Linked DNA regions of Mus musculus: regions 1 and 2 are each linked to region 3. Evidence: chromatin loops called from intact Hi-C (ENCODE). Cell type or tissue: heart. All regions are shown on one strand. Region 1 has its middle 52 kb from the start of Mylip. Region 2 has its middle 51 kb from the start of Gmpr. Region 3 has its middle 7.0 kb from the start of Gm34466.

Region 1 (8,000 bases), 170 kb after region 3:
TCCCCTTCTGCCCCTGCTTACTCCCTCCCTCTCCCTCCTCCCATCCCACTTCCACATTTTGGAGCATTATTGCTCGTTTGCTTGTTTGTTTATTCACTGTGACCAGGATGACCTGAAATCACTATGTCTCATACTGGCCCCAAAGTCATAGCAAGTCTCCTGCCTCAGTTCCTCAAGTTCTGGGATAACAAGTGTAAGCTACCTATGTCTAGCTTCTGGAGCTATTTTTAATGTTTATGTCATTGGACAAACACTGTCTATATAGCCACAGAGAGTAACATGGTGCTTTGGTGCATCATGAGTCCATCAAGACGACTGAAGGCTTCAGCACACTTTCTTAACATGTTCGCGAGAACATATAACATTAGGTTGTTTGAACAACTTTGAAATATACAGTGATTGCCATGATAATCTTCCCACTGTCAGTCAGCTTTCCTTCCACCCCATACCCCCCACCCTATGTCCCATGTTGGAGGGTCCTTTTGCATGTCATGCCTGCCTTTCTGGGGACCTTCAAAAGTGCAGGTGAATGCGAAGGATGCAAGATACTCCCTTCAGATATCACTGCAGTTTGGAAGAAGACCGAAGACAGGAGTTTTAAAGGTGTGTTCAGGTAATTTTCTGAAGCTGAGGAGCCCTGTACGGAAGCAACAGCGACATGCAAATCTACATTAGATGTGTCTTCCCCGGGGAGAATGTGCACTCGTTCATGTGTTCCCATACATCTCGGGAAGCAAGTCTCCTTCCTGTGAGTGTGTGAGGGTGCACCCCCGAGCAAGTACAGGAAACTAGAATTTACTTATTTCCATTTAAGCAGAGGTGTATTGGAGTCGAGCTTTGCTGAAATGATTAAAATACACTGCTTATATGGGTCTCATTAAAGGTGTAGCTTTATGGCTTTATGTTAGACCTCCATCGGGGTGGGGCTGTACTCAGTTGGCCGAGTGCTTTCCTAACATGTGTAAAGTCCTGGGGTGAATCTCCAGCACTGCACAAAGTGCGTGTGTCGGGGGAGGGTGTCACATGCCTGGCATCCCTATGATTGGAGGCAAAAACAAGAGCACCAGAAATTCAAAGTCACCCTCAAAGCCATCCTATATGGCCAGGCTGAGCTATATGAGACTCTAGCTCAAAAAAATTAAACACACACACACACACACACACACACAGAGAGCATTATATTTTCTACTTTCCCTTGTCAGAAAAGAGAGACAAGAACAAAACCGAGTGCTTAACTGAGTATCTGTGTACCTGAGTACTGTTGACTGAGTGCCTGTGTGCTTAGCTAAATACCTCGTTGAGTGACTGGTGCCTGGTGGGGTACCTCCTGAGAAAAGACGATGTTGTCCTAAGGAATCATCAAACAGAAACCTGAAATTGAGTTCTTGCTAGGATCCCATTTGCTGGCTAAGGAATCTTAGTTAAAATAAGGCCCATAAGAACCTCACCCAGAGTCTCAACCACAGGGCCCGTGTCTTGGTTCCTAGCCTAGGCCATTCAGAATCCAGCCTTCTTTCTCGCCACTCCTGACTCTGTGTTGCTTCTGGGCCACCATAAAGTAGACAGGCCTTGGGCATACATTCCCACCGTGAAGTCCTTCACAGCATCAGCCCAAAGCCACAGGACCAAGTGACACCATCGGAAATGTGTGCAACCATAAACTAAAATGAATCTTTGCCCTTAAAAGTCAGCACAGTACTTTAGTCCAGAGTTAGTTCCTAGCCATGCAGGATGCCTGTGATGTGATGACAAATGAAGCCATGCACAAGAAAATGCAGCCATGGTATGGACCTGCAAACCTAGCACCTTGGAGCCTGGGGCAGGAGGATCACCAACTTCAAGGGCAGCCTGAGACCTAGGTTATATAGTTACAAACATACATACCCCAATACATGTACATACCACACATACACACATGCACACACCACACACTACACATGCACACACATTATACACACATGCACATCACATGCACTCACACACATCATACAGACATACAACACACACATGCACGCATACACTACACACAAGCATAGTATACACTACACACATATACACACACACATCAAATGCCCACCATACACACACCACACACAACATCCACACCATACACACACACATGCATGCGTGTACACACACACACAGCTTTTTTTCATTGTTTAGTAGCTCATGGTATCAGTGTGTGACCCTTACATTTATTTCAGTCAGCTGCTCTGACAGCGTCCTCTGCAAGAGTGCGGGCACAGAGAAGAGCAAGCCGTTTCTCAGAGTAGCATGCCCACAAACAGTAAAAAGCATGGAGCCATGCCAATAAACACAACACACACTCCACTGGGATTGGACTAAGCAGGAACAGAAACTACATTAACAGGCCTGTAAAAATGGGGACAATGAATGTTATAGCCAGCTTCAGGGTTGTAAATGCTCTGGGAAAGGGGAATCGTGGAGGTTTTACTTGAAATGGTTGGAATTTATCCAGTCACATTAATGTTTTAGGTTAGGTATTTGTTTCATTTGTTTAGTATGTGTGTGTAAGAGAAGGGGGGAGTGGAAAGACGAGGGGGTGGAAGGGATAGGACAACTTGTGGGAGTTGGTTCTTCTATTATACAGGCAGCTAGAAACTTTACCCACCTTGCCGTTTTGCTGTCCCTAGATTGGTTTTATGAGCCCTATATACCAAGTTATACCAAGTGTAAATCATTTTCTCTCCTTTTGGGGGGGAAAGTGGTAAAATAAAGACGAATCATTGTATCTACAGCCAGAAAGCACCAGCCTGGCCCTCACTGCTCAACCAAGTGCCTTGTATACAATGGGCTTCAAGTAGACATCCAGGCAATGAGTTTCTCAAGGCGCCATTCCGTCAGCAATTGCAGCTTACAGTACTCAGACACTGCTGGCTTGGGGTTTTTGTTTGCTTTATTTTTAAAACGAATATATGTTGCTGTGATCTTATTGAGCCGCAAACAAGAAAGGCTGGTGTGATAATCTTCTCAACTTTATGGGAGTTTAGAATCACCATGGAAACACGCTCCTGGGTGTGTCTATAGAGATGTCTCCGGAAAGAACTGTTCCCTGAAGAAGGAAATCCCTCCCTAAAGGTGGGTGGGCGAGATTCACAGGTTAGGATTCCTGGCTGAATTAAAGGGAGAAAGTTGTGTGGACCACAGTATTTATCTCTCTCCCCTACCTGGTCATGGTATGACATGTCTGATCTCCTCTCAGGTCACCACCGAGATGTGGCCAACCCTCAAGCTTCGAGCCAACAGTAAACACTGCCTTCCTTCAAGTTGTTTTTATCAATTGTTTTGTCACAGTGCTGAGACACATACTAATGTGACAGGCGAGGCCCAGTAGCCAGCACTGTAGAGTTTTGCTGCAGTATGTTGTCTTCTGAGCATTAACAGCCATTGGTGATCCAGCCTGTTGGTGTTTTCCTCACAGAGGGGTGGGGTGGGGTGGGGAGGGTTGGTCCGCCTTCCCAGAGATTCTAGCCAATCACGCCTCATTGCGGTCACCTCCCAGCTGTATGTAATTCTGCCTCAGCTGAACAGTTATGTTGGAAGGTACCAGAAAATGTATAGCATTGCGGTTCACCGAAGGCCTGGACTCTATGATATAGCTTCTAGGAGTCATTAGGCATGATGGGGTGGCCCTTTTCAGGGATGCAGATGTTTATGAGTCACCTCTGATCCTGTAGGTAGCTCCCAGTCTGTGCCCCCATAAGTTCCATCAATTCATTTGATTCACCAAATTGGACCTGGGTGACATTTTTTTTCCCTTTGGTTTGTTGTAGGAAGAACCGTTGCTGTGATCCGTCCTCTGTGCCCTGTCTGAAATGAGATGTGTATTCCCCAGAAAAGTCCTTGTAACAGGTACACTTCAGCCAGACCCACAGTGAAGGGTCGTGACTCACCATGGCGCCTTTTCCTTTCTTTGCTAGGAATTTGTCCCAGCAATGGGCAACATTACTACTTTTCTTCTGTCTATTTTTTCTTCAAATTAAAATTTAAGAATAGGAACACGCATGTTACGAAAGCCCTCCTACCACCTGGCTTTTGGAAAACTTGATTTGCGGGAGCAAGCTGTTCGTTCCCAGCGTGCTTTTCCACTTACATTTGTTTTGTTGTGGGTATTGGCTGTGTTGTTTAGGAAATCCAATCTCGCTCCTTACCTCTAGTCATTAAAACGATGTTGGGTTAATGGAAGTTATTAACCAAACACTTTTCCATTTAAAACTGGAGCTTAGATATGTATTTTAGTGTAAATCAATTAAAAGTCAAGATGCTTGTATTTGGCTTGAAATGCATTGCCCAAGGGCTTTGAGTGACATCTGAACTAGAATAACCCCTATCCCAAGCCTTGCTTCTAACTTCATGCTTGGCTCACAAGAGTTCCTTGTTTGCACAAACCACTCCCGACTGCAAAATGGGGGAGGGGGAAGGTTAAAGCTGGAAACACACACCTCACAGAAGGGTGGAGTGGAGAGGGTTGCTCTGCCCTCCCAGAGATTCTAGCCAAACAGTCCTGACTGAGGTCGCCTCACTTGTGCTAAGTCCTTCTGCTAAGTCCTTCTCAACTGACCTGTCACCTAATGCTGTAAGATCCTATGAAGCAATGTACAGGCGGTTGGATCCAGTCAAGAAAATTGGTTGGAGTCTCTACTGCCACCTCGAGGTTATTGAGCTGAACTACAAAAATGAGAAAAAAATAAACTACCAGGCATTTTATGGTTTGTTTGTTTGTTTTTTGGTTTTTTTTTTTCCATTACAAACTAACTAGCATAATAGGAAATCCTTGAGAGGAGTGGATAGTCCTCAGAAAAGTGGGAAATTCCATCAAGGAATGGGCCAACGAGCCAGAAAGATGGCCTGTCCCAAAATCATCCCTCCTGAGCTACAATGGCTAAGCTTGACTCAGCAGCTACATCTTAAAGCTCTATGGGCCAAGGGCTGCTCCACAGGGAGAGGCTGTCAAGCCCCCATGTGGCTTCCCAAGGAGGAGGGGCTCATGAAACAAGCAGGAATGAGTATGTCGGGCATTTCCTGGCTGTAGAACGGATGGCAATCCGATCATGTTGGTGGGCTTTCTGCCGCCATGAGGGAACAACTGGAGAAAGCAGCTTAAACGAGGGACCTTTTGTTGTGAATGCTGACTTCACAGGTCCTGGGCCTGTGGTCAGACAGTGAACCACAGCAGAGTGTGTGAAAACAAGGGGCTGCAAGCTCCAGTAGCCAGGGGTGCAGAGACACAGGAAACATCTGGGCTTCTAATTTATCACTTTTAAGGGTGTGCCAGGGACCCAACTTCCCGGCACTGGGCCCCACCTCCTAAAGGTTCCAACACCCCCTGATGCCTCCTCAAGACACCCATGGTCTTTGTGAGGCAGTTAAGATCCAAACTATAAAACCGTTTACCATTCTCTATGTCCTAGAATCTAGACTCTTAGCTTGTTCTTTGATGCATTTAGACAAGACAGAAGTGAGATACAACATGGAGATTTAATGTTCCCTCATGATTTTATATCCACGGGAGGCCATTCCCCCCCCTCCCCCAATATTTAGAAAATGCATCTTAAAAACCTCCCCATCTGAGACACTGCGGAGGAGGGGAAAAGGAGTGGTAAACTGTAGTTTTCTCCCACGAGCTATTTTAGGAGAACTGTCATCTATGATTGAGATTTTGCGTCTCATTCGGGCTTCTGTCTACTTTGTTTCTGAAGAGCTCTTAGTTTTCCGTGCCCTTCCTGTGTGTCCAAAGCCATCTCAGACTGACCCAAGACTCTGATGACCTTTGACTTGCGGAGCTTGGGAAGAGGGTTAGTTCTTAGCCGGGGGGTGGGGTGGGGGGGTGGGGGTGGGGGGTGAGGGGTACCAAGAGTCCCCCCCCACACCCCATGGACCTTCTGTGGGGAGTTTTGGGATGACCTCTTTCTGCCTCACATGCCTGTGGTCATGGACAGAGCTATTTTCTGTATCTTGCCAATCCTTACCTTCTAGGCAAATGATGATCAGAGGGCCAGCTCATTAGTGACAACCCATGGTTTGGCCTCCAAATGGCAAGCTGTCTTTCACAAGCAAATATGAGTGTTTATGACAGGAGCAGAGAAGGGAACAAATGCCCTTGTGGGTGCTGTGTGTGATATAACCAACCGGCTGGGGTAGCATCCAGTGTCATCTGAGGTTAGTGAGCAAACTTCACAGGGAGATCCTCAGTGTTGGTCTTCCCTATGGAGTGATTTGATTCCTCAGGGAACTGCCTGCAAGCAGCTTTCCTTTCTGTAACTAAAGCGAGCGCTTTATGCCAGCATCGCCCACAGTTGTGTCTATAGCCTATAGTCTTCTGTGGTTAGGTCTCTCCTTTTAAAAGTGATACTAGAGGCAGCACCGGCTCCAAGGATCTGAGAGCATTTCATGTTTCCAATGCAAGAAAATTGCCTTATGTCCAGTGTAGTCCTTTGAAACTCAAGGACAATGACGTTCACCGAGACGCTCTGCCTGTAATTAACTGCCCTAGGGCCCGGGGTACTCAGATGGAGCTGGGGCTCCTTCTTCCACTTACAGGGAAGCCATTCACACTGCCTTAGATGAAAACAACCAGAGTTGCCAGTGGAAAGAATTAGTATGTTTTAGGAATGAGAGCTGAAAGCAGCAGACAAGTAAGTCTGAGGCGTTGTGTTGATGTTAATCAAAGGGGAAGGGGAAGTTCACATTGTGTGCTTATAGTGAACTCTGCTTCAGTAACACCGGGGATAACAGGACAGGATGGTGTCCCAGGAAAGTCAGAGGTTGCCACACGCCCGTCCACAGGATGCATGGGAGTCACGTGCGTCAGTGAGCACTTGACAGTTGGAAGGGCGGATTAGGAGAATAACAGAAGTCAGTATAAACCTCGAAAGACACAGGTTAGAGGAGAGTGGGCATCGCCCTGTGGTAAAGTGCTTAACTAGCAGGCACTGGCTCCGGGTTCAGTTCCCAACACCATTGTTGTTTCAAAAGGAGAAAAAGAAAAGAGGGAACCTCTGAAAGCTATGGAGGAAGTTGGAAGAGGGAAAAGAGGAGAGCTGGCCTCAGCGGACCCACTGACCTGGTAGAAATCGATCTCTCCCCTTGTCAAGGGCTGAGCATCAAACCCTGGACCTTGTATATGGTAGGAAAACACTCTACCACTCAGCTACATCCTCAGCTCAGTGGCCTTAAGAAAATTCCAGTCAAGATGGCTATCCTTTCTACAGTCACTCTTCATTACTGAGGTGGGATCCAGATGGTGTGTGTTTCATTGAGAGAAGCGTGGCATAGAATCTACCTAAATGATTATGTGAATATGAGTTCCCAGGGCTACAATGTATAGAGGTTTGGGTTGGGGTTTTCTTTTGGGGTTGTTTTGTTTTGTTGAGACAGGGTTCTCACTATGTATCCCTGGCTAACCTGAAGCTCACTATGCCCACCAGGTTAACTACATCATAGAGATCCAATTAAAGGCATATACCAGTACACCTAGTGAGGTTTAGATTTAATAAAATGAGTCCTTAATCAAACTTAAAATGTTTATGCTTTTCTTTTTCTTCTTTGTCTCTTTTTGGATGGTTGGAAATAAGAAGCAGAAATAGCCTTTTAAAAGTATATTCCACAAGTGTGGTAATACCTGAATACAGTTCCAAGACTTGGGAGGGAGAAGCAGGCAGCTCAAGGTCACCCTTGACTACAAGCTGACTACACACTGAGATGTCCTTGGCTACAAGAGCTCCTGTCTCAAAACAAACAAACAAACAAACAAACAGTTGTGTTAAAAAGAAAATAATGTCTATTGTGGGCATAGAGCTCTAACATGAGCTGTAGAATGAGACTCTGTCTCTAGAAAAAGGAAAAGGATCTGGGAAGATGACTCCGTCTCAAAGTGGGTGCTATACATGAGACCCAAGACCCACATAAAAGAAAAAGATGGGAGGTAGGCAGGAGGGATTTTCTGGGTAATGAATCTCCCTGAGTCAGCAAGACCCAGG
Region 2 (8,000 bases), 180 kb after region 3:
ATGCCTTCCCAAATGCTCTGCCACTTCTCCCGTGTTCTCTGAAGCTTATCGCCACCCCCCCCCCCAACCGACAACAAGATACAGAGGTGACTTATAATTGGATAACATCTCCATAATCCCATTGAAAATTGAAAATACCATAATTCAGACCCACACGGAATGCCCTTAACTACAGAATGTTCTAGCTTAGCGACGCAGCACATTAGATAGTGTCAGTTGTTTCTCTGCATGATTTCATGGCTGACTGACTGACTGCTATAGCTGGATAGCACTGCCCAGCACTGTGAGAAAGGACTGGGCTGCAAATCACTAACCTAAAAAGACATTCAAGTGCAGAACCTGAATGGCCAGCTTCTACTCAATGCAGGCCGCGTTCACACCATGGTTTAAAAAAAAAAAAAAAGAAAATTAAGGAATTTTGTGAAGGGGGGAACCAAAAGGGGTTGGTGATTGGGATGTGAAAAAATAAAATAAATAAAAATTAATATTAAATTTGGCATATGCATTCATTCATATAACAACAGATATATACATGTTACATTTATCAATAATAATATTATTATAGCTACTCAAATCTCTCTTGCCTGCTACAGTCTCACCAGTCCTGGACACAGTATGTATTAGTGCATGTTAGCCCAGCGCAATGAGCGCCAATACCTAGCCCAGGGAAAGACCCAATGGGGCTTAATTCCTCGATATTTACTCTGTAGCTAGGGTGCCATCGGGGCTCCCTGCCATTAGGGATTGAATACACTTGGCCTTACATGATTGCTAGGGGCTGGGACTAATAAAAGTTCCGCAGGCTCCTGCAAGCACCTTGCTTCCTCCTGCCTCCCTTGGTCTCAGCCACGCCCCCTTAGTCTCAGCTGCCCACTTCCGGTTTGCCAAGCTGTCTCTTCGCTTGCTGCAGTGAGATCAATTACAGCAAGGGTCTCCTGACTCTTCGTAGCACCCATTCTCCCAGCAACGGGGCTTCCCTTAGACCTGGCTCTGCCATCTCTCCCTCTTCAAACCTCTCATCTTTCTGGTTACTGTTGTTTTGTCTCCTGTTGTTGAGGCAGGGCTGGGCTCAAAAAAATCACGATTCTTCTGCCTTATCTTTCTGAATGTGAGGATCGCAAGGTTTTTCCCACCATGCCTAGCTTTCATCCTAGAATTATGAATGCATCCCTTCTTCCTTGTCTTATACAAGCAACTGTGCCCAGGCCATAGGGATTCCTACCTCCTTCCTATACTGGATGGCTTGTTACAAGTACTCTTGGCAGTGTTCTCGGGAGAATTCTGGGATTTATTTCCTCCACTCCTAGTCTGACAATCTGCCATTGTATAGAACATGACATAAACAATGTGTCTGGGCATTCCATGATTTTCTGGCTTCCTAGAGGTGGGGTTGAATCAGAATTGGTCTTTTTAGCTTTTCCTTGTCACTCTTCTTGTTTCCCAGTTGTTAGCAACTAATTCTAACTATTATAGATATATCTATCTATTCCTTCTTTCCCTCCTCTTTTTCCTTTCTTCCAGAGACAGTGTCTCACTATGTATCCTAGGCTAGCCTGGACTTTGATAAACCTGATTGGCCTTGAACTCATAGAGATCTACCTTTTCCTGCCACTCAAACACTGGGATTAAAGTCATGTCTCGCCTGTCCTGGTTTCTTTTCTTCTTTTATTCATTCAGCTATAATACATTTTCTGAGAGCTTGGCATACTCTATGTATTTCTTGAATAAAAACTAAATAAGAATAAGTTAATCTGACTCCGTTTCTCTAGGAACCCAGTCAAAATGTAACCTGACTTGCCTACCCCCTTCAGCTGACCCAGGGGAAATAGCTGTGGTGTCATTTCCTCTTGCACTAACTAGATAACTGGCCTTTAGTGACAACCAAAGATTCAGAAACCATGGTCTTAACTCCTCCACTTTTAAGTAGAAACTTGGTCACACTGTGGCTCTAGACCCACAGGTTAGCAGAAGACATTAGATATTATTATTATCTAATAGTAAAGGTAAGCCAATGCCTAACAGAATTTAGACCCAAGGGAGTACTGAAATTCAAAATAACTAGCAAGAAAATGAACCAACATAGTCAACCCTGTTGGAATGGGTGGATGTACTCTGAAACAGCTCCCCTTTGGAAATGCCCCTGTTAAGGCCTGAACGCTTTCTTTACCATAAATATACCCTCCTTTAGGTATCCCTGAAATGTCTGTGGAACGTTGAGGGCCAAAAAAACCACTGTATACCTTCATTCAAAACAAGAGCCAAGTGTTTTTGAAATGTTTATGATACTTTTAAGCTGCCGTATCAAAGGTCTAACTTATGCTCTGAGTTATGGAATTGTAGACAGAAGAAAGCAAACAGAGTTGCTTTTTTTTTTTTTCTGACACTGAGGGGGAAAAAACAGGAGAACATTGAGAGTTAATGTAATCTGGCTTCCTGCCAAATGTTGGGCGGCACCGGAGACACACTTACCGTCAGTCCTGGAGAAAACCCCCTTCTGGATACTGTTGTGCTCCAACCCACCCCACTCTTTAGATATAAGAAAATTGAGGCAAATAGTTAACCAAAATAAACATAGTGGTGCCTGTTATAATGTTAGCAATTGGGAGGCTGATGCAGGGGGATCATCATGAGTTCAAGGCCAGCCTGAGCTACAGTATGAGTTGGAAGCCAGAATGTGCTATCAAGACCCTGTCTCAAAAAAAAGAGGGGGGTTGGGGGGCGGGAAGGGGACAGGACTAGGTCTCTAAAGCCCATACTCCTTAATGGGGTTCATTTTCAATCAAAGATGTATCCAGTTAGCAGCTGAGACTGGGAGCAGCACCCTCCCCCAGCACTCTAGGGCAGAATTCCAAAGAGGCTTTGTGTACAGATCATTAACCTTTAACCCATAATTTCACAGGCAGCTTTGTTTTGCTTCAGGATTACGGCTCGCACACATTCATTTGCTGGAGGAAAACACGTAAGAGATAGCAGTCAAAGGGCAGAGAGCCGTGGACCCGCGTTCTAAGGTCTTTGGGGTACAATCTTATCACGTTGCTATGTATCATCCATAACAGCTGCAGATAACATCTGTCCTTTTAATGCAGAGGAAAGTCACCCTTGTTCGTCTGCAGGCAGGCTCCTCCGTGAGGTTCGCTTAGGGAGTGTCTGTAAAGCACTGGCCCTCTCCCTAGGCCTCCTTTCATAAACACTGCAAGGAAAGACCCTGGGAATCTGCATTTTAGAGTTTCAAAATTGATTTTCAGATAGACACCCGGTTTTAGAACGGTTTTAGTTGCTTTTCTTGTTGCTATGACCAAAATAGCTGACAAAACGCAATTTGGGGCAGGAAGGGCCTATTTTTGCTTACTGTCTGAGGATCCTTCCGTTGTGGCCAGGAACGTATCAGCAGTCAGGGAAGGCACTGCAGAGTGCTGACAGGAAGTGGTTGCCAGGCTGTCCAACTTGATAGACCCTCCATGACCCACCTCCTTTTCCAGCAAATCTCTATCCACCTCTTAAAGGGCCTACAACCTTCTAAAGCCCTGCTTCTTATTGGGGACCACAGGACCTTCCACACCCAAACCACAACTGGAACCTCTGACCTAAGTCTGTCTCCAACACAGTGGAAACCTCCCCCTCAGCACATCCTTATAGGCAAACATGCACTCTGCCCTGGGACCCAAGCACGTGGGAGCTCTTACCTGGGAGTGACCGACTTTAACAAAGCTTGAATTTCATGGGTTTCTTGTCTTTTGTCTCATTTTGGTTTGAGTTTTTTGTTTGTTTGTTTGTTTGTTTGTTTGTTTTTTGAGCTAATGCAATGAGCTGCAAAGTCCTATCTTAATTTCACTTAAACTGGCTCCCAGGATGGAAGCACTTTCCCATACATGCCTAATGACCTGATTTTAATCCCCCGAAGCCAGGTGACGGTGGAAGGGGAGAATCACCTCTACAGAGCTGTCCGCTGTTGGCACACACCCCAGCACACAATCATTTACAGTTTTACACCTTACCTGTACACCTCCATTCTCCGGCCCACAGCCTCTCACTATAGCTGCATAAGGTACGTAGGATACACAGAATTCTCCAGATAGACGGCCAGGAGCTTTTAGATATTCAGAGACGGCTAAAATATTTCCCCTTAAGGTTTCTCTCCCGTTTGCTAAGATCATTGCTTTAATGTTTTAGGACAGGTCATGAATTCAATAACCTTTATCATAAAGTCTTTGTAAGGGCTAGAAAGAGGTTTGCGGCCAAGTCCCCAGCACCCACATTATGAATGTCATGAGCCGGCTTTAAAAAATTGTCCTCTGACCTGAACATTTAAGCATTTGCCATCCCCGGCGCCCCCCCCCCCCTCAAGTTAATGTAAACAATTTTTAATAAAAAACACTTTCTGGAAGATCAAACTCAGGGAGCCAACAAATACAAATGGACTAATAGAAGACTCAAATAGTGATCTGCTATTATCTATTAAAATGGTGACTCTGAAAGCACCAGAGTATTTCTTAGTAATGTTAATGCAGGGAGAATGTATTTCTGAGAGTGTGTGATCATACAAACTTGTTAGAAAACAATAGGTCACATCTGCTTAGGTTAAGTAATATATATATATATATATATATATATATATATATATATATATATGTGTGTGTGTGTGTGTGTGTGTATGTATATGTATGTATATATATGTGTGTGTGTGTGTGTATGTATATATGTATATATGTATATACATACACATATATACATACATACTCTGGAGGCATAAATTATTTTTTAGCAAGGATTTTAAGTGAAGTTTGTTTGCTTCAAGGGTCAGCTCACCCATTCTTTTTCCCTTAAAGAGATCAGTCCAGTTTTTTGAAAAATCAGATTTGTGAAGATAAATTTTGTTACTTATTCATTGAAGTATGGAACTACTCACTAACCCCAAAAAGAAAACCTGGCAAGACGTGTCTCTCATCACCCCTGTTTGTTTACGCTGCAGCCTAAGATATAAGAAGAAGCAAACTTGTTTCCCACTTCTCTGTTAAAATCCTAGCGTGCAAAGCTCCTCTTTCCTCAGCTCACTGTTGGATGAACATTATTTAATCGGAGCTGATTATTTGGAATCTAAAAGTTGCAAAGTAATCATATTTACCAGGCCACTGACTGAAGAGGAGGCTGTGTCATCTGATGAATTTGGATGTTGTGAAATGGGTCATGGCAGCAGATGGCCTTCCAAGAAAAAAAACAAAAAAAAACAAAAACAGAAAACAAAAAAAACCTCTGGCATGGACTGTTCTTTCTTCTTGGCTTCCGTAATTGAATCCCACCATATGATAGTGGAAATGCTCAAATCAGGTCGCAGAGAGCTGGCGTGTCTGTGTGGCTAATCAGAGAGGGCTGTGAGTTGTTAAGGGATAATATTTTAAATTGAAATCGCCATATGTTGGGACCTAAATATAAAGTCAGCGCTCAGTTGTAAATCACCACCGTTATTTATTTATTAAACGCTCATGTCACAGGCTGCATACGCACTGGCTTACTTGATCATGACCCATAAATCTGACAGTGCGGATTATTATAATCTGTACTTTACAAATGAAAAAAAAAGAGTGAGATTCAGAGAATAAACTGACCAAGTTCAAAGTGAGCCCAAAGATATTTTGGGTTTGTTGTATGAAATATTTAGTTGGAGTATGAAGATGCTTTGGCCTTATTAAGCTCAGAATGTGCATATTTGGACCATGGTTTCTTTTTATTTAGGTGTGTGTGTGTGTGCGTATGTGTGTGTGTGTGTGTGTGTGTGTGTGTGTGTGCTGGGGAATTAGCTCAGCACGTGTCTTCTAAGTATGCAGTTGACTAACTACTGAGCTATACTTCCCCTACTGGATTATGGTTGCTAAATCCATGTCGTGCTGAAAGAAACCAGGGCACTTTGGAGAGCCAGAACCAGGCAACTCCAGAGCTAGGGCTGGAAATACACGAGATGAGCCCAGAACATCCCATCGTACCAGATAGCCATATAAATAATGTATTTATTACATATAATATTATATATGTATATATGTATATGTCTATTTCTCTCTATATATACACATACACACACTTTCCCCTGGAATCCTGTCAAAGCTCTCAGAGCTCTTACTGAACAAACAGTAAGTTAAACATCATTGAGAATTGATCATTAGCATGAATGTAAGCACCCTGAACAGTGTTAGTTTAAATATACAAAGAACATTTACATCTATCAGTTCCCAATCGTACTAAAGAGCGGCACACTGAACTTCCGAGACTCCAGGGAGTCAATCACTACTGTGAAGCTTGTCAAACAAGAGAAAGAATCAAGAGCTCCCCACCCCCCACCCCCGACAGGATTTCTCTATGCAACAGAGTCCTGGTTATCCTGAACTTGCTTTGTAGACTAGGTTGGCCTCTGTTTCCTGTGTGCTGGGATTAAAGGTGTTCACCAACACACCCAGAGGATATTTAACTTTTTGTTTGTTTGTTTGTTTGTTGTGTTTTTTCAAGACAGGGTTTCTCTGTGTAGTCCTGGCTGTCCTGGAACTCACTCTGTAGACCAGGCTGGCCTCGAACTCAGAAATCCACCTGCCTCTGCCTCCCAAGTGCTGAGATTAAAGGCATGCACCACCACACCCGGCTGATATTTAACTTTTAATGTGGCTGAATTGGGCCTTTTCTTCGATAGGTTACACTTGAAGATGTTTGAAAAGTTATTATACACTTAGAGAATATAAAGGTGTTCTTTTTACAAACAAAAAGAAACACATGCCATGCTGATGTTTGGGTTATTATTGCATCTGGAATTTGTCTTGAGACTTTGATGTTTGGTGGGGCAAAAGGTGTGAACCATAGCCCAGGCAGTGGGGTATGCCTGAACTTGTTATATGGGAGGCTCCTGCAGGAACTTCCTAGCTATGGGCCCACCAAGGTGACACAGCAAGACCCTCTATTGAGGGTGAGAATAATTGGTTTTCTAAAGTGAGGTAGAATCTTTCAATCACAATGTTATTGACTTATAAAGAGTAAGTGGACAGAAATAATAATTTTTCTAATCAAAAGCCATCTTGGGGAAAGTAGTAAAAATTCTCGCTGGTGTCACCATTTAAATAATAACAACAGAATAATTACTGGGTGGATAGATACTCTCTTATGGGTGTGGAATAGCTGAATCACCCTGAGTAATGTTTAGTTAGAAGTTCTATATTAAAGTGCATAGTTTATGATGATCTTCATTTTTGCTTTCTGATCTTCTCCTATTCAACATAGACTTGATTCCAATGTCACAAAATGAAATAGGTAACTTTGCATTTGAGATTTTTTTATCACCCTCTAATTAAAAAAAAAAAGACAATATTTTTTCCTTAAAGATTTGAAAATATCCGCTATAGAAATATCAGCATTTTAACTGCTGACTCGTGTCTTTTAATGCATTAGTTAGCTGAGGGCCCTGGTACACATCTGAAATGCCAGCACTTGGGAGACAGGGATGACAAGAAATATCAGAGTCCAGTCTCAGCTGGGTAGAGAGTTCTAAACCAGCCTAAGCCCCTTAGTTTCTTAATTTTAGAAAGTACAGATACACTAGTAATTGCTACTTAACAAAAATGCTCCAACTAGTGACTTAAAATAACACATGTCAAAATAGTCTTGTGGGTCAAGAATCCACTCTCGTTTAAAAGTTTATTTCTTTCTATTTTATGTGTATGAATGTTTTGCCACCGTGTGTACAATGCCTGCAGAGGCCAGAAGAAGGCATCAGAGCTTGGGACTGGAGTTACAGTAAGTCATCTTGTGTTCTGGGAATCAACCTCTGGAAAATTGAAAGAACAACCAGTGCTCTTAAACACTGAGCCCCCACTCCAACTCCGAGAACCCATTTTGACCTTAGCTTGCTGCAATTTACCCTGATTCTCTCACAGGGCTGCAGTCCAGGTGACAGCTGGGGTCATATTCATCTCTGGCGTGACTGGAGAAGATCTATTTCCAATTCAGGACTGTAACTGGCATCTGGT
Region 3 (8,000 bases):
TATTCTTCCTGGAGCTTCTAGGAGTCCCTACAGTGTGATTCTGTTTGTCCTTTACCATATCTTGAGAAAGCTTGGATGCCAGTCCAGTAGGACAGTTGTGGACACAGTGTGGGAAGATAGTCTTACTGACCAGGTGCTGGTTCCTCATGTTCGCACTTGTGTGGCATTCTCTAGCCACACAGTGAGTGAACATTTTTACCTGGTCTTCCATGAGCTGAGGACTCTGCCCTTGGTCTTAGTTGGGAATGACTCTCCCCACTCACTGACTGTGAAATTCAGGCCCATAACTTCTGTCTTCTCAAAGCATAAAATTGGAACATTCATACTTCTGCCCTGAATTGTCATAAGAATTGATATAAATCTTGTCACCTGGTATACAGTAGATACTTCTTAGTGGTTTTTAAAATTTATTATTCTTTGTTTATTTGGGCACACATAGGGAGGTCAGAGAATTGCTTGCAGAAATGAGTTTTCTCCTTCCTCTATGTGAATCTCAGAGAATAGCACCAGAAACCTTTATCTGTTGAGACTTCATGCAACTTTCATTATTCTTTCTTTATCCCTTCTTTGGTACTTCTTCTGGAATGAAGTACCCTTGAGAGCTCCTCTACTCCTAGCTCCTATTGGGATCTTCTAATAGAATTTTCTGAAGGTCAGCTATAACCAGTGCTGCCGTAGGTCACCCGCAAACTCCTATATCCATCCACTGATCTTTATTTTTAAGCAGTTTGAACATTTGACCTCTCTTTGGGAGGAATATTGGGAGGACTTGATTATCTCAAAGGGAAAAAAAAATGATCTGTCAGCCAGATAAGTGTGTCTAAGTTATAGGAAATTGAATTGACACACAAGAGCCCATTGTTTCTATGGTAGGAATTGAATTATGTTAGAGAAAGATCAGAGAGCTGTTGCTGACTTCCCAGAGGATGCTAAAATTAGATAAGATGCTGCAGTTTTGTTATATGGCACGGGGGTAAGGAGACTTTAAAGAAAGCATCTAGCTGGGGCCCATTCAAAGTCAATCAAGGTTTACTTAAGCAAAGGACAACTAAATGTAATGAGTTCACTGAAAGGCAGAGGAAAAATAATCAAAATCATTTTCTATAGTGGCTATTAAAGTGAAAGACACGGGGCAGAAAATGCCATTCAACAAATACAGCAAAAAAATAAAAGCAGAGGCTGTAAAATGTTGATTATCTTGGAGCCCTTTAGAAAGGAGTTAACAGTTGACTTTATCTTTTCAAGCAAAGATCTTTTAAAAAGGATTTTAAGTGGATGGTTTCTAGAAAGATTACATTCTTTTACAAGTTCTCAGAGTATGAATAATAGAATCTAACCCTTTTCTGACTTGGAGTGCCAGTGAAATTATATTACTGTTAGTTATTGTAGACTCTTTTGTTGATATATGATGCCCTCAATATCTGATTAGGTGCTTGATGCTAACTGGCTTTAAAGTGTTCCCAGACTTCTGTGGGTATCAGTTTTCTCTCTCTGCCTGGGTGTTGCTTCTGATAGCTGGCCATCTCTAGTGTCCTTCATCACTTGCAGTGATTGCTAAGTTCAAACCAAATTTGTACAAAGCTACTTGTAGATTGTTACATACAATTTGAATGTTAACTTTGCCTCACGGGCTTACACATTTGATCAATTGGTTCCCAGATAATGGCACTGTTACAGGTGGCTGTGGGACCTTTGAACATGTGTCTTGGCTAGCACAAGTGGGCCTCAGGGGGTGATACCCACTCCTGGTTTCAGTCTGAGCTCTGATTCTTGTCTAGCACTACAGTGTGACTAGCTACCTCATGGTCTCATCGCCATGGATAGGAGCCAGTCCTGGTGGCGTGGTGTGAGCTGAGATCAACACTCCCTTCACTGAGTTGCTTCTGTCACACATTTTGTCACAACAATAAGAAAAGGTACAGATATATAAACTAAATTCTGAATGAACATTTGAGGGTTTAGGTGGAATAAATATGAGACTTCATCTTTTTTTTTAAGATATTTCAATTATTCTATCATCTTTTATTCTGAACTATGCCTAAATTAGAAAGAGTACTCCAAATATAACCTGTAGAATGAATATATACTAGAAGGGAAGATTCATTAGATTGGTTTGGGCTAGAAGGGCTGGGTAGTGTCTCATACTGAAGAGCCTGAGAGCCAGGTAGCTTCTCAGTCTACGAGGCTAGGTATCAGCAGTCCCTGCATGACACTACTAGCTTGGAGGATTCCTGAAGAACTTCTGGTCTTTAGCTCACGTAGGAGACCTGCAGAAGCTGGACTCTGAAGTCAGCAAAGAAATGCAGCAGCAGCAGCAGAGTAGTTGAACTTGCCAGCAAGACCGAAGGCAAGCACTCGAAAAGCCAAGCTTCCTCCTTTAACCTCTTTTAACCTGCCTGACATCAGAAGGTACTGCCCATGTTTAGGTACTGCCCATGTTTAGGTTGGTCCTTCCCACTCCAGGTAACTCAATAGGGCATATCTCTCACAGGTGTGTTCAGTAGCTTGCCTCTTATTGACTCCAGGTCAAGTTGACTACTGAGATTGACCACCCCCACGCTTTAGTATCAAACAATGCCTCACATGAGAATGCTTTCCATAAATTATAATTGATATTCAAGTATGAAGAAATGTGGTATTTTCAGGGATGGTCATCTTCAGCTGGCGCAGCCCTCCACACTCTGGTTATCTTTATTACTGGGTGAACTTAGGGAGATGGCGCTTGATACTGATGAAGATGCTGAACCTGGAACCTAGATCTTATGCTAAGGAGTCACAGTTGCCTAATGACTATGTTTTGCAGGAGGTATAGTAGGTCAGCTTGGCTGCTCAGCTGTCTCAGACGCCAGGCTCACTTGATAGGTTGAAGTATATATCCACGCAAAACTATATAACCTTCCTGGAGACCATTGGGGCTTGGGATACCTGACCCTCAGGCCAGTCTCCTGCCATAAGCAGCCTATGTGCTTTATTCCAGTCTGCTCTCCAAGTCCTGTTTCTATGTGTCACTGTGCAATAAAGAATGCTAACTAGCCCTGTGTTGGGTGACACACTGAGTCATAAAGCCATGCTTATGGCTGTAGGCAGCTCATGCTCCCTTCAGCTGTCATTGCGTGACATGCTTAGCTGAGAGTTCCATATGACTGGGTGACAAGAAAGTTTGCTCTCCTGGGGCCACTAACCAAGGATCTAGCTCCTTGGTTCTAATATGAGAAACATTTTAGAAGGTTCAATTTATGAGTTCAAGTTGTGTCACATATCTGTAAATTCAGTATTCTGGAGTAGAGGCAGAAATAGGAGGAACGTGAAGTTCAAGGCTAGCCTGGGCTACATGATAAAACCCTGTTTTGTTTTGTTTTGTTGTTTTTGTCATTGTTGTTTTGAATATTTTGGTTTGGTTGGTTGTTTTTTATATATTCATTCAACGGTTCATCATGGAGCACAGACACTGGGATAAACTCTGAGACACCAGAATGAACAATGTGAGCAACCTGCTCCAGTGAACTGTGAAGGTACAGAGGTCATCACAGCACAAGGCTACGATGCAAGCACCACTTAGTTCTGACCTTCAAAGTGGAAAAACCTGTCTAATCCTTGATCTCTAGTTCCAAACAGGACACTAATACAACCTGGCCGAGGCCTCAGGCGCTCTCATCACTTCCTGGAGGGTGTGTGGGGGAGGGGAGAGCTCTTGTATCATCATCATTAGAGCTCACTCACTGGACATTCCCCCATGTCCTTTTGGCAACCTTCAGTGTGGGGCTCTTGAGCTGCTGCGGCAGCTTACATTTACCCACAGAGCTGGAGGGCAGACTTGTGGACGGTGGCTGTCATCCCAACACTTTAGATAAGAGGATAGACACAGAGCACAGTTGTTGTGTCTCTCTGAGCCAAAACATGTGCTTAGCAGCATTGTTTGCCTTCTACCAGGACAGTGTGCCTCCACAGAAGACTTTCCTCTCTGAAGGAAACCGAGACTATTGTTCAGAAAGTTCAAGAACAGGAAAGATGGAGTTTTAATGTCTTTTCCCTCCGTGGGTTGTGAAACGACTAACTTCTGACCTACAGGAACAGAAGGAAGTTAAGCAGGTAAACAAAGCCATGTCTAAGGAGGCATTATGATTGCCTTGTTTTGAAAATACAAGAACATTCTGAGCTTCCAGAGGAAATGCTTGTGTACGCACAATTTGAAGATTGCCGTTTCCTTCTTGGACGAAATGATTGGAAACTTCATTCCAGAGAAACTTGAACTAGCTTTGTCTCCCCAATACCTGTCATCTTCAGAGTTAGTTGACTGGGGTTCAACTTCCTATCCAGAGAGAACTACAACTAATGCTGGCACATTTGTCAGGAACTGTAACAGATATCTCGATATCTTATTAAGCCAAAATAGAGTGTGATTATTGTGAGTCAAATGTTATGCTCCTTGTGTCTTTCTCACACACATATTTTATTGCATGTTAAAAGATTTGATAGATACAAAAGGAAGACAAACAAGTTATTTCCTAGTACGGAATCTGGCATCGTGGGTTGTCCTGGTAATTATCTGAATGGAATGTCTGTTTTTGAAAACATGCCTATTACTCCTCTGAGCAGGCATACTGAGAGTCCGCATGACCCTAGAGTGGAAAGCAGGTTTGTCTCTGTTCAGATCTTGCTTCCTGGGGCCCAGTATCGAGCCAGCAGTGAACTCAGGTCTCCCCGTGCTGAACAGAGGGTTAATTAGCCTTGAGGCAGTTTTACAAGATGAAGATGTTTCCTCACTGTGAGAAGAGTGTCATAGTCTTGCCAGGAGAATTTTGGTGCCCGGGATATCAAAGTAGAGGCCTTCTTGGATCAATGAACATGCCATCCATTCAAGGGTCCAGGGAAAGCTCAAAGATGAGAAGGCAGCTGCAGTATCCTGCCTTTTGTCTGCCAGGATAGCCAGCTTCATGCACAGTGACCGCCCCCCCCCCCATGTCTGTCCTTTGAAGATCTTGCCTTGTCATTTACTTCAGTACTTTCTCACCTGTTGTAACCTCTGCCTGGAATTTCCTCTGCCTTGCCTTGCCTTGCCTTGCCTTGCCTTGCCTTGCCTTGCCTTGCCTTGCCTTGCCTTGCCTTGCCTTGCCTTGCCTTGCCTTGCCTTGCCTTGCCTTGCCTTGCTGCCTCCTCCTCCTCCTCCTTCTTCTTTAAAAAAAAAAAACCCATAATTATTTGGTTTATTTCTTTATATGTCAGCATGGGGTAGGGTGTGCATGTGAAGGGCAGAGGGCAGTTTCTGGCAGTCTGTCCTTTCCTCCTTCCATGTGGGGTTCAGGCAATATCTCAGGCCAGCAAGCTTCTGGACCCACTGAGCCATTTTCCAGCCCACCAGCTTTCGTTCAGCCTGCTCATTCTCATATTTTCTCTGTCTAATCCATGACAGACTCCTCCTGGTCCCAGCATGTATTCTAATCCTGTGTGTTTACTCTCCTACTATTCTCCAACTCCATTGCCTACGTGCTATGTTCAATGACAGCAGGGAGAGTCTGTGTCCCTCTTGGCCTGCATGGTTTTCTACTTGGCACATGGTCACAGCTCATTGGATATATGTTGAATAATATGACTGAGTCATGAGTGGATTAACACTAAAATTATTCGTGTTGCCTGTCTTAGTTGCTTTGCTATTGCTATGACAAAACACCATGACCAAGGCAACTTGTAGAAGAAAGCATTACCGTTTCAGAGGGTGAGTCTATGGCCATCGTGGAAGAGCATGGTGGCAAGGCAGGCAGGCATAGCCCTGGGGCAGTGTCTGAGATCTTACAGATTGATCTGTATGTAGGAGGGAGGGAGGGATAGGGAGAAGGATAGATATGGGGGAATAGAGGGAGATGGAGAGAAAGACTGGGCCTGGCATGGGTGTTCAAAACCTTCAAGCCTACTCCTAGTGATACCCCTCCTTCAACATGGCTACTCCTTCTAATCCTTCCCAAACAGTTCCAGAAAATAGGGGAAAAAAACCATTCAAACACATGAGCCTATGGGCACCATTCTCATTCAAACCCACTAAGTTAAGAAAATGAGGTAGTATATAATTATATATGGTCCTTAGTACTTAGTTTCTCAGAAGTATGTCCTCTGAGAATGCCAGATGTGGTGAGCAAGTATAGAAATGAGTTAGGACATAAGCTGCAACATAAAAACCAGGTATGTGTATGGGGGACATACCTGTAATGCCTGCCATCACTGGCAAAAACAGGAGGGTTTTAAGTTTGAGGCCAACCAGCTTGGGCTACGTAGAAGACTCAATCTCAAAAGATAAATGAATCAGTAAGTAAGTAAATAAATAAAAAGCAGAAGAAACACTATGGCGATAGTACATTTACCTTTGAAACGGGATAAAGAAGTGGGCCTTCAGTCATCTTTAAGTCTTAAAAATATTTCATCTAATAAAATCTTGTCACTCTTCAGTTGTTCCCCAAGTCAGTCTTATCGAGAGAAAATAGAAATGTCCACCCACATTCCTGATGGCCTCATGTTTCCCATAAAATTAAGGCTGGAGAGACTGAGAGTGGATGTGGGGAGAAGGTATTTAAAGTTTCTTTAAAAAATTGTTTTTGGGGGTGGGGAACATTCCTGTCCCCAGCCACAGACTTCTGAGTCTCTAGCGATGTGCAGCAGCTTCCAGGAAATGAAGCCATGACAGATAATTCTGACTTGGATGGGGTCAGGGTGTTGGCTTCAGAGCTGCCATTGGGCTGATGAAATTTTGCCAGACCACAGAAGAATCTGGAAGAGGGGAAATGGCATGAGCCTGGAAGAAAATCCCCCTGGGATTGTGAAGTTGAGTAGAAGAAAGGGGTGCGGGCTACACTGTTCTTGGAGCTTCCTTTCTTGGACACCCCCCCCCCAAGTTGTAGCTAGCCTTTGGAATTCTCCAGAGCTTGAAGGTAAGAGGTGTGAGTAAGAAGTGGCCTCAACTGTGCAGAGAGGAAAATGCTGGTGATGTGGAAGGTTCTTGTCTCCACCTAGATAAGGTGGCATATGACTCTCTGCTACCACACCTGCCTTCTTTGAATGTTGGAGTTCCCCAACTCACTGACATTATTCATCTCCAAATTGCTGATGGTCTCTGCCCCCAGGACCTACGTATCACTTGAGAGGTACCATTTGTGCAGATATGGACCAGAGAGAGCACACTTCCTTTTGAAGGTCAGGAAAACACAAGAAACCTGGCTCCGACGACGTGTGAGCTGGCTCAGAAGGAATTGTGGGAGTGGCTAGAGACACAGAGGGAAGAAGATGAATAGGAGCCTGTTGCCTTGGCTGTGGAGAGAGGAAATAAGGGGGTGATTGGGAATGAGTGGAGTGAAAAATGTTCTCACAAGAAAGCAGAGTTGCAAACCAAGGCGGGGCCCAAAAATAGACAGTAAGAAAACACCATTGCCAAAGACTGGCTCTATCTTCCTTCAAGCAGGGCAAGGAGGGGCATGTTAAGTCTGAAATGCCCTGTCAGTTCATGTTTTGAGTATTTACTCTGTGGCTGCTTGGGAGGCTTTGGAACTCTTAGGACTGGGCGCAACACTCGGGGTGCACCTTTAAAAAGTAAACTCAATCTTTGGTTCTGGTTCCACCTGATGTGAGGAGCCTCCTTCCCAAGTACCTGCCACCATGAACTGAGCTGGGTCATGATAGTATTGTCAGGGAAGGAGATATGAAGAGGAAGCTGGATTAAAATTCTCTGAAACAGCCGAAATAAACCTATTAAGTTGCTTCTGTCAGGTACTTTGGTCATAGCAATATGAAAGACTTAACGAAAATGATTTCTTATGGTTTCACTCATTCTCCTACTCATATTTCCCTCCTTCCTTCTCCTTCCCTCCCCCCCCCACTACTCCCTCTCTTTCTCTCTCTTTTTCCTGTCTTCCTTCCCACCCCCCTCTGTGTGTGTAGTCATACATAGAACATAACTATAAATGAGAAGAACAAAATCCATCCCCCAGTTAACAGGTGACATAGTAAGCAAGGACCAG

The links. Peaks named below come from ENCODE experiments on the same cell type or tissue, not always from the same donor. Only the 100,000 strongest peaks of a DNase experiment are listed, where the experiment ranks them.
Region 1: a loop joins it to region 3, with 7 times the contacts of the local background. A loop is called at or near these places in 5 of 42 quality-filtered maps.
Region 2: a loop joins it to region 3, with 2.4 times the contacts of the local background. A loop is called at or near these places in 5 of 42 quality-filtered maps.

What each region holds. Positions count from the first base shown.
Region 1 is chr13:45,438,117-45,446,116 of GRCm38, forward strand. No RefSeq gene overlaps it. Among named protein-coding and RNA genes, the nearest start is that of Mylip, 52 kb to the left of the region's middle. In heart, a CTCF peak has its summit at 4,673 (motif pointing left); DNase peaks (open chromatin) are centred at 5,035, 5,285 and 6,675; H3K27ac peaks cover 1,146 bases.
Region 2 is chr13:45,452,388-45,460,387 of GRCm38, forward strand. No RefSeq gene overlaps it. Among named protein-coding and RNA genes, the nearest start is that of Gmpr, 51 kb to the right of the region's middle. In heart, no CTCF peak of the experiment used is centred here; DNase peaks (open chromatin) are centred at 3,004 and 3,414; H3K4me3 peaks cover 904 bases; H3K27ac peaks cover 2,499 bases.
Region 3 is chr13:45,270,783-45,278,782 of GRCm38, forward strand. No RefSeq gene overlaps it. Among named protein-coding and RNA genes, the nearest start is that of Gm34466, 7.0 kb to the left of the region's middle. In heart, no CTCF peak of the experiment used is centred here; DNase peaks (open chromatin) are centred at 3,779 and 7,229; H3K27ac peaks cover 1,574 bases.